2 separate regions of the Homo sapiens genome follow, and region 2 is linked to region 1. Evidence: chromatin loops called from intact Hi-C (ENCODE). Cell type or tissue: PC-3. All regions are shown on one strand. Region 1 overlaps SCNN1B (sodium channel epithelial 1 subunit beta). Region 2 overlaps SCNN1B (sodium channel epithelial 1 subunit beta).

Evidence for each region. Hi-C counts contacts between places; a loop is a spot of excess contacts. Peaks named below come from ENCODE experiments on the same cell type or tissue, not always from the same donor. Only the 100,000 strongest peaks of a DNase experiment are listed, where the experiment ranks them.
Region 2: it touches region 1 in a loop (1.9-fold over the local background); 5 of 110 quality-filtered maps call a loop at or near these places.

The regions. Positions count from the first base shown.
Region 1 is chr16:23,311,581-23,319,580 of GRCh38, reverse strand. All of the region lies in intron 1 of SCNN1B (sodium channel epithelial 1 subunit beta), which reads right to left. Among named protein-coding and RNA genes, the nearest start is that of SCNN1B, 13 kb to the right of the region's middle. In PC-3, no CTCF peak of the experiment used is centred here; no DNase peak of the experiment used is centred here.
Region 2 is chr16:23,365,260-23,373,259 of GRCh38, reverse strand. SCNN1B (sodium channel epithelial 1 subunit beta) reads right to left here. Exons shown (of 13, transcript NM_000336.3): 5 at 5,301-5,404; 6 at 1,798-1,961; 7 at 1,377-1,484. Among named protein-coding and RNA genes, the nearest start is that of SCNN1B, 67 kb to the right of the region's middle. RefSeq lists an enhancer at 7,375-7,434 and a silencer at 7,298-7,592. In PC-3, no CTCF peak of the experiment used is centred here; a DNase peak (open chromatin) is centred at 4,559; H3K27ac peaks cover 370 bases.

The DNA.
Region 1 (8,000 bases):
GTAAATGACTGGGCGGGCTATGTTTCAACCACACTTCACTTATGAACACTGAATTTTGAATTTCATTTGATTTCCATGTGTCATGAAATGTGATTTTTTTTTTTCAACCATGTAAACCATTCTTAACTCACAAGCTGCACAAAAAACAGCTGGTGGATCAAACACCGGCCTTTGGGCCATAGTATGCAGACTGCCAGGCTGGAGGAATTAATTGAGGGCAAGGAAGCCCAGATTGGGCTGGGCGCAGTGGCTCACACCTGTACTCCCAGCGCTTTGGGAGGCCGAGGCAGGTGGATCACGAGGTCAGGAGATTAAGACTGAGACCATCCTGGCTAACACGGTGAAACCCTGTCTCCACTAAAAATACAAAAAATTAGCTGGATATGGTGGCACAGGCCTGTAGTCCCAGCTACGCAGGAGGCTGAGGCAGGAGAATCACTTGAACCCAGGAGGTGGAGGTTGCAGTAAGCTGAGATCGCGCCACTGCACTCCAGCCTGGGCACAGAGTGAGGCTCTGTCTCAAAAAAAAAAAAAACAAAACAAACAAAACCCCCAAAAAACAAAAAACCAGATTGCAGGACTCCTCCTCCTTCCTGGTGTTTGCACACAGAATCACCCCTGCACAATCTCAGAAACCTTAGTAGCACTTGACTATGAAAAGGTTATGTTGACAAGGCCCAATCAAGTACCAGCTTGATCTGGCCCTAGGCCAAAGACTTCAGGTTGGGCCCCAAATCCTCCATGATGCTGGCAGGATTTCAGGGAGCTGCCTTCCTATGGGTGACTCTGCGCCCCACCTTTCTGGCTGGCAATTTCGTTGGCCCTTAGTGATCTTTTACTGTGCAGCAGGCACTGTGCTTAGCTTTACTCACATGATCTCATCTCCTTCTTACAGCCACTCTGAAAGACAGGGAGAGCTAGAATACACTCATGCATATTATTATAGTCTTTATTTTATTTTATTTTTTTCTTTAGACGAAGTCTCAGTCTATTGCCCTGGCTGGAGTGCCTTGGCGCAATCTCGGCTCACTGCAACTTCTGCCTCCCGGGTTCAAGCAATTCTCCTGTCTCAGCCTCCTGAGTAGCTGGGATTACAGGCGTCCGCCACCACGTCCGGCTAATTTTTGTAGTTTTAGTAGAGATGGGGTTTCACTATGTTGGCCAGGCTGGTCTCAAACTCCTGACCTCAAGTGATCCATCAGCCTCGGCCTCCCAAAGTGCTAGGATTACAGGCATGAGCCACTGTGCCTGGCCGCATATTAGTATACACCTGTTTTTTAGACGAGGAGATGGAAGCACAGAGAGGTCAGGTGATTTGCCCAAATCACACAGTGAGAGTAAGTAGCAGAGCAAAATTGAAACCGTGTCTGTTTGCTCCAGAGTCTGCTCTCATAACCACTTTGCTATATTGCCTCCTGATAATCTATATTAAGGACAATCAATAATCCACCACCATCACCAGTCACCACAATGCCCAGACACAATCTTCTCCAGAACAAGCCTTGGGCAGCAAACCTGGGCCGTTTGCCTCTTGATTGGCATTTACACTCAACCTTTCTCTGCCTTGAGCTGCAGCTGGAGCTGAGGCACTCAAAACAGTTCTGTACCTTCTGCAGGAAGAAGGAGGCTGGCAGGGCAGCCCTGTGTGGTTGTGCAGACTGTGCCCTATACAACTCCAAGAAGCATCCTTCATCATGTGTGTAGTCTGTGTGATTGACAATGACATCCCTGGAGTTGGCAGCACACATACCCCACAGGCATTTGTGGCAGCCCTAGAGGCTGGAGGCAAGACACTCAGGATTCCCTGGCACAGCATTGCCCTTCGGTGCTCACCTTTACTGCTATTTAGAAGCAAATCATCAAAAAGGGAGATGAGCCCACAAGGAAATGCCATCATGCATGGTGGAGGTGTGTGCCAGCCGCTCTGGGGAACCCTTTGGGACAGGAGCAGGAAGGAGTTTTCCCTGAGAGCTCCTCCGTGCAGCCTGGAAAAGGATCCTGCTCCCTGCTCTCTCTCAGACCGGATTGGCGGCAGCATCAGCTCTGAACTCTCGACCCTGTTCCACACAAAAGCTCCCCTCCCATCCCTCCATACCCTGGCTCCTTGAGAAGAAAAAAAGGCCCTTGAGTGGTCTCTCCAGTCATGTCCCCACACTGCTCTCCAGTGCCCGTTCTCACGCTGGGCAACACCTACTTCTTGCAATCCAGAGATTGAGCTGCTGGGAACTACCAACCAGACACCCTGAGTGATTCCCTTAACTGCTGCCGCCTTTGCAGAGTGTTTGTTTTTCCCTTTTATGATTTCAGCCAGGCCCTGTGCCAGGGCCTCACAGGCATTAGCTCATGTGCCTCTTACCACAGCCCTGTGAGGAGGAACTGTGATCATCACCATTTTACAGACAAGGCCGCTGAGTTTCAGAGATGTTAGGTCAATTGCCTGAAGTCACACAGCTCAAAAGTGGCAGAGCTAGGAATCAAATTTAGGTCTTTCAGGCTTTAGAGCCCAAATTCTTAGCCATCTTTCTAGGAGATGACGTGTCATCATGTCCTTTGGGTCTGTTACCCCATCTGTGGGCTGCTTCTTGGGTCTGGGAAACCATGTGGGTGACCATAATGTTGCTCTGGTGGTGATGGTGATGATGGTGAGAATGGTGATGGTGATGGTGATAATGGAGGTGATGGTGAGGGTGATGGTGGTCATGATGCTGATGATGGTGATGATAATGGTGATGGTGCTGAGGATGATGATGGTGATGATGGAGGAGATGGTGAGGGTGATGGTGGTGATAGTGATGGTGTTGATGATGGTGATGGTGATGATGGTGAGGATGGTGACAGTGATGACAGAGGAGATGGTGAGGGTGATGGTGGTGATGGTGATGGTGTTGATGATGATGGTGATGGTGATGATGGTGAGGATGGTGATGGTGATGACAGAGGAGATGGTGAGGGTGATGGTGATCATGATGGTGATGATGGTGATGGTGGTGAAGATGGTGATGGTGGTGATGGTGAGGATGGTGATAATGGTTGTGATGATGGTGGTGATGGTGATCCTGATGGTGGTGATGGTGAGGATGGTGATGGTGATGATGGAGGTGATGGTCAGGGTGATGGTGGTGATGGTGATGATGATGATGGTGATGATGAAGGAGATGGTGATGGTGATGGTGGTGATGATGATGATGGTGATGATGGTGAGGATGGTGATGGTGATGATGGAGGAGATGGTGACGGCGATGGTGGTGATGGTGATCATGATGGTGATGATGGTGATGGTGGTGAGGATGGTGATGGTGGTGATGGTGAAGATGGTGATAATGGTTGTGATGATGGTGGTGATGGTGATCCTGATGGTGGTGATGGTGAGGATGGTGATGGTGATGATGGGGATGATGGTGGTGATGATGATGATGGTGGTGATGGTGATGATGGTGATGGTGGTGAGGATAGTGATGGTGGTGATGGTGATAATGGTTGTGATGATGGTGGTGATGGTGATCCTGATGGTGGTGATGGTGAGGATGGTGATGGTGATGGTGGCGATGGTGATGGTGATGATGGGGATGATGGTGGTGATGATGATGATGGCGATGATGGTGAGGATGGTGATGGTGAGAGGTGATGAGGGGAATGGTGGTGATGGTGACTATGAGGATGGTAATGGTGATGATGATGGTGATGGTAAGGATGTACCTACTTGATAGGGTTATTATGTGCAGATTAAATGAGAGGACTCAGGCAAAACATTGCTCCCTATGCCTGTACTTCGTTTAAGAGACAGGGTCTCACTCTGTCACCAAGGCTGGAGTGCGGTGGCACGATCACGGCTCACTGCAGACTTGAACTCCTGGGCTCAAGTGATCCTCCCACCTCAGCCTTCCAAGTAGCTGAGACTACAGTTGCCACAACATGTGGCTAATTAAGAAAAAGAATTTATAGAGAGAGTCTCACTATGTTGCCCAGGCAGGCTGGTCTCAAACTCCTGGGCTCAAGCAATCCTCCCACCTTGGCCTGCCAAAGTGCAGGGATTACAGGCGTGAGCCACTGCACTAGGCTCCCATGCCTGTTCTATAGTAAGTGCTTATACATGCTGGGTCAGCTGGGCTCCCTGTGCCCTTGGCCTCCAGAATGGGTTTCATGGCATCGCAGTTTATTAAATAAACATGTTATTTGCCAAACACCAGGTGGAAGGCATGAATCAGAGACAAGAAAGGGAAAGAATGGTGACTTTTTTTTTTTTGAGACAGACTTTCGCTCTTGTTGCTCAGGCTGGAGTGCAATGGTGCGATCTTGGCTCACTGCAACCTCTGCCTCCCAGGTTCAAGCGATTCTCCTGCCTCAGCCTCCTGAGCAGCTGGGACTACAGGCATGCACCATCACACCTAGCTAATTTTACATTTTTAGTAGAAACGGGGATTTCTCCATGTTGGTCAGGCTGGCCTCAAACTCCCAACCTCAGGTGATCCGCCCGCCTTGGCCTCCCAAAGTGCTGGGATTACAGGCTTGAGCCACCGCACCCAGCCGGTGGCATGTTTTTCTCTTAGCCCCTTCTGTTTCCTGCTCTGTCTCCATTTCCTGCCAACCTCTGAAATCCAGCTTTGTTTTTCCAGGCCCTGGTCTGGGCCACGCGTTCCCCACCTTGTGCCAGAGTTGGGCTGGCATAGTAGATGGCCTTGGATCCAAAACCTTGGGAGGGAGGCCCAGGGTCCATGGTCCCCTCAGCCCCTACAAAGGCCATCTGGCAGTAGGAAGCCAGGCCTCCAGGGAAAATTGAAGGCTGGGAATGTGGCGCCCTGAAGGCAAGGGGCTGAGTACCCTCTTTGTTGGGGGAGATTACAATCTTCACCCTCACAGTGACCCAGGGTGGTTCCTGGCATTGTGAAAAGCCGAAACCTTACACTTGGCTGTGGGTGAACCAAAGGCTTCGAGAGCCATGTCACAGAGAAAAAAATTCCCCTCCTCCTCCACACTCACCTCTCAGACGACACCAAGAAGCTGAGGAGAGGCAAGCTGGGGTGAACAGAGTGGGATCTACAGTCAAACTGCTTGGGTTTGAATCCCAGACACACCATTTGCTAGCTCTGTGTGACCTTGGGCAAGTTACTTAAGCTCTCTGAGCCTATTTTCTTTTCTGTGAAATGCAGACAATTACATTACCTGTTTCACTGGATTGTTGTAAAGATACATTGAAATCCTGCAGTGAGAGAGCTCAGTTTCTCTGTGTGTAAAAGGGGGATAATAATTGTACCTGGCCGGGCGTGGCAGTTCACGCCTGTAATCCCAGCACTTTGGGAGGCCAAGGTGAGAAGATTGAGTGAGCCCAGGAGTTCAAGACCAGCCTGGGCAACATGGCCAAACCCTGTCTCTACCAAAACAAATAAAATAAAAAAGTTAGCTGGCCGTAGTGGTGTGCACCTGCAGTCCCAGCTACTGGAGAGGCTGAGGTGGGAGGATCGCTTCAGCCTGGGATGTTGAGGCTGCAGTGAGCTGTGATTGAGCCACTGCATTCCAGCCTGGGCAACAGAGTGAGACCCTATCTCAACAAACAAGGAAAATGTAAAAATAATATTAATAATTAAAAAACTGTACCTACCCCCATATGGTTGCTGAAAGAATTCAATGAAAGAATGCACATGCCTGGCATGTAGTCATACTTAAAAAATGCTGCTGGCCGGGTGCATGGCTCATGTCTGTAATCCCAGTACTTTGGGAGGCCAAGGTGGGCAGATCACGAGGTCAAGAGATCAAGGCCATCCTGGCCAACATGGAGAAACCCTGTCTCTACTAAAAATACAAAAATTAGCTGGGCGTGGTGGCGCGTGCCTATAGTACCAGCTACTTGGGAGGCTGGGGCAGGAGAATGGCTTGAACCCAAGAGGCAGTGGTTGCAGTGAGCCGAGATCGTGCCACTGCACTCCAGCCTGGTGAAAGAGCGAGACTCCATTTCAAAACAAACAAACAAACCACACACAAAAATCGGTGCTTATTTTTATTATTATACTGTAGGGGAGAGAGCCATTTGGGCCCTATCAGAGTTGATTTGGCAAACGATAGCATGTGTTGAAAAAGAAACTGAGTCCAGTTCAGTCCTTGTACGTAAGGCAAACAAAACAACGGGGTTCCCAGACAAGGTGACCACACCTCCTCAAGTGAATGAGATCCTTTGTAGAGGGGTCTTCAGGATAGGGTTTTTAGCCAGCTGGATCATAAGATCCAACAAGAATACAGCCCTGCCCATTTCAGGCCCAGCCACCATTTGTGGGGCCCTACTGGTAGTTCAAGATTAGGGGTGAAGATGGGGAGGGGACCAGAGAATGGGGGTCCATGGAATTTACTGGAGGATGAGAGATGTGGCTGGGTCACCACTGTATTTTCAGTGTCTAGCCCAATGCTGATATGCATCCATCCATCCATCCATCATTCATTCATTTATTCATTCAATAAACGTTCACTGAGCATCTACTGGGAATTTGGACAATAGCAGTAAACAAAACACATAAAACCTTTCCTCTAAGTGTTTCAGTTCCTGTGAACTAGTGTTATAGCACTCAGGAAACACTCCCTAAATACTTTTTGAATGAATGAATGAATTGCAAAGAGAACTGCTTTGTATTGGGAAAGAAAGTATCTTCTGCCTTCCCACCCAAATGTAGGAAAATGTGCAGCCTCCTTCCCCTCCACCACAGCTCTTCACCAGGTTCTGCTTTCTGTGAGGGTTGGGGAGGGGAATCTGCCCAGTGGGCTCACCATCCTGTGGCCAGGATGGCGCCACTCTCTATCATCTGGTGCCAAGGGATCGGGGGAGGTGAGGCCCAGCTAGGCTCCTCTTCCAACAGCCGGCGACTTGTAACCAACCAGATTGTCATCCACTCAGACATTTGCCCTCTCTCCACTCACCCAAGGCCCTGATTCTGAGATTTCAATTTTCCCTGAATTCTGCAGATAAAGCTGTTTCTGGCTTCTCAGCCCAGAGTTCTCCCATCATGGCCCTACCCTCATCCCTTCTCCAAGCAGGGCAGGACCAGCATAGCAGCCATTTGGAGGTTATCAGAGCAATAGCCAGGGTGGGTCCAGTGCCTGGGGGTCAGCATGCTGTGCACTTGGCTTGCTAATGCCTCACGGTCCCCTCAAATTCCCCCCACCAAGTTATCCCATGGACTGGTGGGGGTCCACCTGTCCTGCAACTGAGCTCCAACTCCAGTCTGCCTGACTCCCAAACTCTTAACTGTTAAACAAACAGCCTGTCCTGGTACAGCTAAGGAGACTGGGAGACTTCTGCACCCAAATCTTGCCCTTAATGCTTTAAGGAGCCAGGCGAGGTAGCTCATGCCTATAATCCCAACACTTTGTGAGCTCGAGGTGGGAGGATTCCTTGAGCCCAGGAGTTTGAGACCAGCCTGGGCAATATAGTGAGACCCTGTCTACAAAAATGAAAGAAAGGAAAGAAAATGTTTTAAGGACAGGAATCGGCTCCCCAGACAGCCTGGGGTAAACCAGAACTCCCCTGGTCCCTTCTCCTAGGGCAGGCAAAGCTCTGCCTCCAATGTAGTGGGGTAATGAAGGCCTCCCCCTCCCTACATCAGCCTCTGCTCCCCCACCGCACCCCCAAATGCAACCAGGGAGGGAGGGTGGGTGTTGGGTGCTGGAGGCAGGGGTCTCTGCCCTGTACAGGCCCATGGCCATCTCTTGGGGCTTTCTCTGTCTTCCTAAATCTCCCCCTCTTCCCTATCTCCTTTCCTCTCCAACACTCCCCTCCTGGCCCCATTAATGAGCCAGGCATGTATCAGACATGTTTCTAAACTTTTCACATTTCCCCTCCCCACCAATCTCTAAAACAATCCTTGAAAGCTGCCTTGAAGTCCACAGCCTCAGACCCCAAGCCTCTTCATGGTCTCGCTCCCTAACCCAACCTGCCAAAGCCTCTCTCCAACTCCTTCTTGCTGGGGTGCAAACTTAGTCCTTGAGAAAGACAAAGGTAATCCCTCCTGGGGTAGGGG
Region 2 (8,000 bases), 54 kb before region 1:
GTGGTCCTGGCTACTAGGGAGGCTGAGGCAGGCGGATTGCTTGAATCCAAGAGTTCGAGGCTGCAGTGAACTATGATGGCACCACAGCACTTCAGCCTGGGTAACAGAGCAAGACCCTGTCTCTCTTTTTTATTTTATTATTTTACTTTTTTGAGACAAGAGTCTCACTCTGTCACTCAGGCTGGAGTGCAGTGGCGTGATATCAGCTCACTGCAACCTCCGCCTCCCGGGTTCAAGCAATTCTCTTGCCTCAGCCCCCTGCACAGCTGGGACTACAGGCGTGTGCCACGACGCCTGGCTAATTTTTTTTTTTTGTATTTTTAGTAGAGACGGGGTTTCACCATGTTGGCCAGGCTGGTCTTGAACTTCTGACCTCAAGTGATGTACCCGCTTCGCACTCCCAAAGTGCTGGGATTACAGGCGTGAGCCACCATGCCCAGCAATCTCTTTTAAAAAAATAATAATAAAGTCCGGGTGCGGTGGCTCATGCCTGTTATCCCAGCACTTTGGGAGGCCGAGGCGGTGGATCACGAGGTCAGGAGTTCAAGACCAGCCTGGCCAACTTGGTGAAACCCCGTCTCTACTAAAAATACAAAAAAATTAGCCGGTGTAGCGGTGGGCACCTGTAGTCCCAGCTACACGGGAGGCTGAGGCAGAGAATTGCTTGAACCTGGGAGGCGGAGGTTGCAGTGAGCCAATATCACGCCACCGCACTCCAGCCTGGGTGACAGAGTGAGACTCCATCTCAAAAAAAAAAAAAAAGGGACTTCTCAGGTAAATTGATGATGCATTTGAACTGGGGTCTGTCAATCCCAATTTCCTCATTCCCAGAATGGGAATGATAATAGTATCTACATCTTAGGGTTGTTGTGAAAGTTAAATGATGTAATATACATGTAAATTACTTACAACAGTGACTGCCTAACACATGGTAACCCTGCTATTATTAGTTTATCAATAAATGCTGCTGTCATTACTATATTGTAGATTCATGGCAGGAGGCAGTTGAAAGATTAAATGACGATGGAATGTGTTCCAGCCCTTCGCACAGCATTTCACACACAATGGAAGCTTGATGGTGTTAGCTGCTATTTTTTGTTTTCATCTTGGGAAACCCCAGAGTAAGATCCCCATAATCCCCTGGGCTTCCCCAGGGGTACACCTGCCAATGTGGGGATGAGAAGTGGCCAACCCTAGGCCCTGGTGAGAGAGCCCAGGAAAGTGACTGGTCCCACAGGCCCGGGGTGCCCCGTGGCAACCTACAAAGGCCCAGCAGAGCCAGACTTGCTGGGGCCAGCTCTCCCGGAGTACTGAGGCCTTGGCCCCATAAACCCGGACAGGGGCCCCGGGGCATGAGGCGTGCACCACCTTCCCACCTGGATGGAGTAGGTCGTGTTGTAGTCACTGTAGAAGTTTTGGACGGGGACCTCAGAACCATTCACGGTGCACGGGCTGTAGGGCTCCCCCATGCGCTGAAGCTTGTCCTGTGTTTAGAGGGGTTGCTTGAGGGGGACACTGGTCACCCCAGGAAGCCCTTTCTGCACCTCCCTTCTATCAAGCATTTGGGGACAGAGGGCTGTGGACCCCTGCAGGTGCCAGGGGGGGCGCCAGAGGGGGCGCCAGAGGGCTCACCTTCCCCTAAAGCTTGGGCCACCCTGGGGGGATTCCAGCCAAAAGGAAGGAAGGCCAGGGCTGGGGGGCCCAGATCCCCTCCTCCCAGGCCAAGGGCAGTTGGCCCTGGACAGGTGGGCTCCCACCCTCAGACCCTCTAGGACTGCCCTTGGGCTCCGGCCATACCACGAGTACCCCGATGGACGTCTCTGTCCCCGACATGGCGTAGATGCCCTCATCTCTGATGAAGGGGTATGACCTCTGCTCGTGAAGCATCAGCCTGACCCCGGCCGTGGACGCAAGGAAGGGGACGTAGTCTTCCTGGCCTATGTCCAGGATCAACTTCAGGCCTGTGGGGAGGGTGGGGTGAGGGCTGCCTGAACTTTCTCCTGAGGCAGAAAGGAGACCCCACTACCCACTTCTCCAAGCTCCCTCCGGCCAGGGGACCTCCAGGGACCGCCAAGGAGGCTGGCTCCACTTTGCAAAAACTCAGTCCTCAAATACTGCTTGCCTTCTGCAAAGCCCCCATCATCTCTAAGGCAGGCTCTTACGTAGCCTCCTCCCTAGGTGTCTCTTGCCTCCCGTGATCTCTTTTCTGATCAGGAGGTAGATCAAGGAGGCATAGCATGGCCACGGCCCACCCATGCCACCCCACCTCACACCACAGGTGCCCTCGCTGTCCCCGTTCAATGCCTCCGAGCTTCTGCACGCCTTCCTCCTGCTATGCCTTTGCAAATGCTGTTCCCTCACTCTGGAATGCTGTTCCTCACTCTGGAGTGCTGTTCCCTCACCTGGAGTGCTGTTCCTTGCTCTGGAATTCTGTTCTCTCACCTGGAATGCTGTTCCTCAATCTGGAGTGCTATTCCCTAGCTCTGGAATGCTGTCTCTGCCCCTTCCCTTCCCCTAGAAACACATGCTCTTCCCTCAGATCTCAACCAGCATCACTTCCTCCAGAAACGTTCTCTGATGGCTCAGACGAGGTGTCAGGGTCTTGGTTGTACACTTTCCTAGCCCCGGAACTTTCCTTCTGAGTACCTGCCTCATTTGTGTGATTGCTCTTTTATTGTCTGTCTTCCTTCCCCTCTTGACTGTTCTCAAGGGAAGGGACTGGACCCAGTCTCCCACGCACCACGGTCCTGAGCTACGTGGAGTTGAGTCCCTCTGGTTAGGACAATAAGGGCTAGTTGAGCACTTGCTACCTGCGGGGTGATGTGCTAAGGGCCTCATTAAACATGAGCTCCTTGGCCGGGCACAGTGGCTCACACCTGTAATCTCAGCACTTTGGGAGGCTGAAGCGGGCAGATCACTTGAGGTCAGGAGTTCAAGACCAACCTGGCTAACATGGTGAAACCTCGTCTCTACTAAAAATACAAAAATTAGCCAGGCATGGTGGCGGCCACCTGTAATCCCAACTACTCGGGAGGCTGAGGCAGGAGAATTGCTTGAACCTGGGAGACAGAGGTTGTAGTGAGCCGAGATTGCGCCACTGCACTGCAGCCAGGACGACAGAGCAAAACTCCATATCAAAATAGAGAAAAAAAAATACAAAAATTAGTTGGGCATTGTGGCGCATGCCTGTAGTCCCAGCTACTTGGGAAGCTGAGGCAGGAGAATCGCTTGAACCCAGGAGGCGGAGGTTGCAGTGAGCCAAGATTGCGCCACTGCACTCCAGCCTGAGCGAGAGTGAGACTCCATCTCCAAAAATAAAATAAAATAAACATGAGCTCCTCGGATGCTCACAAGGGCTGCATGATGGAGGTACTAGTATTGTCCCCATTTTACAGATGGAGAAACTGAGGCACAGAGAAGTGAAGGGACTTGTCTGAGGTCTTCCAGTGAGGAAGTGCTTTTGCTGGGCTTCTGATACAGCAGCTGGCTCCCTGACTATAACCATCTGCCTCTGGGAGTAAGTTGACTGGCACCTCTGTGGCAGTGCTCTCAGCAGCATGGGGGCTAAGTGAAAGGCACTCAGCTCACCTGCCCTCTTGGCCAGCGGCCCCGATGGTCGCTGAATGAGAGCCTGCCTCTTGGTGGTTGCAGAGGTCAGAACCTAGAGATGGGAGGAGGGATCCACTCCCACCTGTGCCCGGCTCACAAGCCGCAAAACCACAGCCAGCCTGAGTCCACCAGCCCCTCTCTAGGGGTCAGTGCAACACATGAGCCCCGAGGGAGGGGGATCCGTCATCCACCATGCCCCACTTCCTCACTTCCATGGACTCCTTCAGCTTCTCTCTGTGTGTCTCTGTCTTTCTTTAAGAACTGTACAGCTGGGCGCAGTGGATCACATCTGTAATCCCAGTACTTTGAGAGGCCAAGGAGGGCAGATTGCTTGAGCCCAGGAGGTCAAGACCAACCTGGGCAACAGGATGAAACCTTATCTCTACAAAAAATTAGCCACCTGCAATCCTAGCTCCTCAGGAGGCTGAGGTGGGAGGATCACCTGAGCCCAGGAGGTTGAGGCTGCAGTGAGCCATGACCGTGCCACTGCACTCCAGTTTGGGTGACAGAGTGAGACCCTGTCTCAAGAAAACAAACAAACAAACTGTACACCAGAGAGGCAGAGAGACTAAGAGACTGTTATGTATTTCTTTTCTTTTTCTAATTTGTATAAATGTAAGGGGTTCAAGCGCAGTTTTGTTACATGGAATTATTATACAGTGGTGAAGTCTAGGCTTTTAGTGTAACCTTCACTGGAATCATATATACTGTACTCATTAATTTCTTGTCCCTCACCTGCCTCCTACCCTCCCACCCTCTAAGTCTCTGATGTCTCTCCTTCCACACTCTATATCCACGTGTGCACATCATTTAGCTCCCACTTACAGGTAAGAACATGCAATGTCTTTTGGTCCATGTATTAACTGCATGATCCTGGACAAGTTGTTTAAAAACTGCTCAGAATACTCAGCATATATGGAGCATTCCCTACTTCCTAGGCAGGTGAAACGATTTACCACATTACATCGTAATGACTCACAAGGCTTATACTATTTACTCATCATCATGGCTCACACGGTAGATACGATTTACTATACTAAATGCTCTGCTCTGCTACTATATACTAATCTATGATTGGGGAAACTAAGGCTTTGAGAAGGTTGCTCTGGAGCTCAGGAACACCACCCAAGTAAATGGTGGAGCTGCAGTGGTGTGATCATGGCTCACTGCTGCCTTGACCTTCCCAGCTCAAGCGATCTTCCTGCCTCAGCCTCCTGAGTAGCTGGGACTACAGGTACGTGCCATCATGCCTCGCTAATTTTTGTATTTTTTTTTTAAGAGATGGGGTTTCACCTTGTTGCCCAGGCTGGTCTCGAACTCTTGGGCTTGAACAATCCTCCTGCCTCGGCCTCCCAAAGTGTTGGGATTACAGGCATGAGCCACCACGCCTGGCTGAAGCTTGAGCTCTTGACCACGAAGCTGTGCTGCTTCCAAGTCCTCACTTTGCTCATCAGTAAAATGGGAACACCAGTTGCTACCCCACGGATTCTGAACATTGTGGGCGGGAATGGCTGAGGAAGCGCCTGGCCTGGCCTCCCCTGGCACACAGTAGAGCCTCGGTAGCAGCCACTCCTCTTGATGCCTTGGTCCCCCCTCAGTCCCACCCTGCAACAGCTGATGGTCTTTCAGTCCCACATTGTGGGGGTGGTTAAAGCCTCATGGCTCTGGCCCCACGATAAACCAAAACTCACCGAATTCAGTTCCAGGGTTGGCCGAAGGAAGTGCCTTCTCTGTCATGCCCCAGTTGAAGATGTAACAGTTGCCATAGTGAGGGTAGAAGATGGACGTGAAGTTCCTAAAAGAAACAGCATCAGCTGCAGGGCAGGTTCCACCACAGGCAATGCCTCCCCCGACTGTCTGCCGTCCACCTTTCATTTCCTCCTTGGAGGGGCTCCGAAAGGGAGAGGCGAGCAACAGGTCATTCTGTCCATCCTCTGGTCCAAACCAGAGGGGAGATTCCCAGGCTCCCTTGGGAAAGCAGGGGAAGAGAGTTTCTCTGGAGTTGGGGCTCAGGCTCTCTGGTTTGGCCATGAGTTATGAAAAAGAACTTTCTGGCCGGGCGTGGTGGCTCACGCCTGTAATCCTAGCACTTTGGAAGGCTGAGGCGGGAGGACCGCTTGAGGCCAGGAGTTTGAGACCAGGTTGGGCAACATGGTGAGACCCTCATCTCTACAAAAAATACAAAAATTAGCCAGGTGTGGTGGTGCATGCCTGCAGTCCCAGTTACTTGGGAGGCTGAGGTGGGAGGAACGCTTGAGCCCAGGAGTTCGAGGCTGCTTGAGCTATGATTGTGCCACTGCACTCCAGCCTGGGTGACAGAGTGAGACCCTGTCTCTAAAACAACAACAAACAACAACAACAAAAATGAAAAAGAACTTTCTCAGATGTTTTCATCTGTCTCGTATACACCTCAAAAGAGGCACATCCATGTCCTCAGCCCCGGAACCTATGAGTGTGACCTTATTTGGAGAAAGGGTCCTTGCAGATGTGCTAAGGATCTCGAGATGAGGTCATCTTGGATTATCCAGGTGGGCCCGAAATCAAATGACAAGCATCCTTAGAAGACACAGAAGAGAGACAGATACAGAGGAGAAGCTCATTGAAGACTGAGGCAGGGGCCTTCAGACACAAGCCGAGGAACTCCTGGGCCCACCAGAAGGCTCAGGGGAGAATTCCTCCTTGCCTCTTCTGATGACTGGTGTGCTGGAGTTCATCAAACTCTGTTCAGTCGAAGTGCATGTTCTCAAGTCTCCAAAGTAAGCAGCTTTAAAAAATATCTCTTGATGTTTCTATGTTGTTCTTTTTTTATTTATTAAAAATAAGAGGAGGTTGGGAGCGGTGGCTTATGCCTGTAATTCCAGCACTTTGGGAGGCCAAAGTGGGAGGATCACTTGAGCCCAGGAGTTTTGTTTGTTTGTTTGTTTTTGAGACAGAGTCTCACTATGTTGCTCAGGCTGGAGTACAGTGGTGTGATCTCACTCCAGGCTGAGGAGAATCTCAGCGATTCTCCTGCCTCAGCCTCCTGAGTAGCTGGGATTACAGGCACCCGCCACCACACCCGGCTAATTTGTGTATTTTTAGTGCAGATGGGGTTTCATCATGTTGGCCAGGCTGCTCTTGAACTCTTGACCTCGGGTGATCCCCACACCTTGGCTTCCCAAAGTGCTGCGATTACAGGCGTGAGCCACTGCACCCAACTGAGCCCAGGAGTTTGAGATCAGCCTGGCCAACGAATTGAGACCCTATCTCTACAAAAAATAAAAAATAAAATAAAATAAAAAGCCAGGAGTAGTGGTGAGTGTCTGTAGTCCCAGCTACTTGGGAGGCTGATGTGGATTGATCACCTGAGCCTGGGGAGGTTGAGGCTGTAGTGAGCTGTGATTGCACCACTGTACTCCTGCCTGGGCAACAGAGTGAGACTCTGTATCAAAAAAACAATAATAATTTGTAAAAAATTAAAAATAAAAACAGGAAGGAATGAGAGTAAGTACATCAAATAATGCACACACATAAAACGTCACCTGCCATGCAGTATTGTCTTTGAAGCCTTATGCTCCACAGCAAACATTCACTGAGTGACTTTTATGGGCCAGGCCTGTGCTGAATCTTTCTGTATTCGTGATCTCATTTAATTCTCAAAATAACCCCACAAGGGCAGGTGTTATTTTCCCGTGTTTTCAGATAAGAAAGCCATTTCCTGTATCTTTTGTCTCAGCTAGTTGACTTGCAGAATGACTTGGGTCCAGGACAGGCTGTGAAATGGGATATGGGGGCCGACCCAAGCTCTGCCACTGTCAACAGATTTGAGCTGCTTACTCAACCTCTGAGCTTGGGTTTCCTCAACGGTGCAAGGGGAAGCAGGAAGAAACCACATTTTTCCACCCAATAAATGTTTGTTGAGGTGGGTGCTAGGCTAGGGACACTGAGCAAAACAAGACAGGGCTGCCTTTTGCAGCTTCCAGTGTGGCAGAGGACAGAGAGTGGAATCCTATCAACCCCCCTCTCCTTCCAAGATGTGACTTCTTTCTTTTTTCTTTCTTTCTTTCTTTCTTTCTTTCTTTCTCTTTCTTTCTTTCTTTCTTTCTTTCTTTCTCTTTCCTTCTTTCTCTTTCCTTCTCTCTTTCTCTCTTTTTCTTTTCTTTCTTTCTTTTTCTTTCTTTTCTTCTTTTTCTTTCTCTCTTTTCTTTCTCTTTCTCCTTCTCTTTCTTTCTTTCTTCCTTCCTTTCTTTCTCTTTCTTTCTCTCTTTTCTTTCCTTTTCCTTCCTTCCTCCCTTCTTCCCTTTCTCTCTTTCTCTCTTTTCTTTTCCTCCCTTCCTCCCTTTTTCTCTCTTTCTCTCTTTTTCTCTCTTTCTCTCTTTCTTGACAAAGTCTTGCTCTGTTGCCCAGGCTGG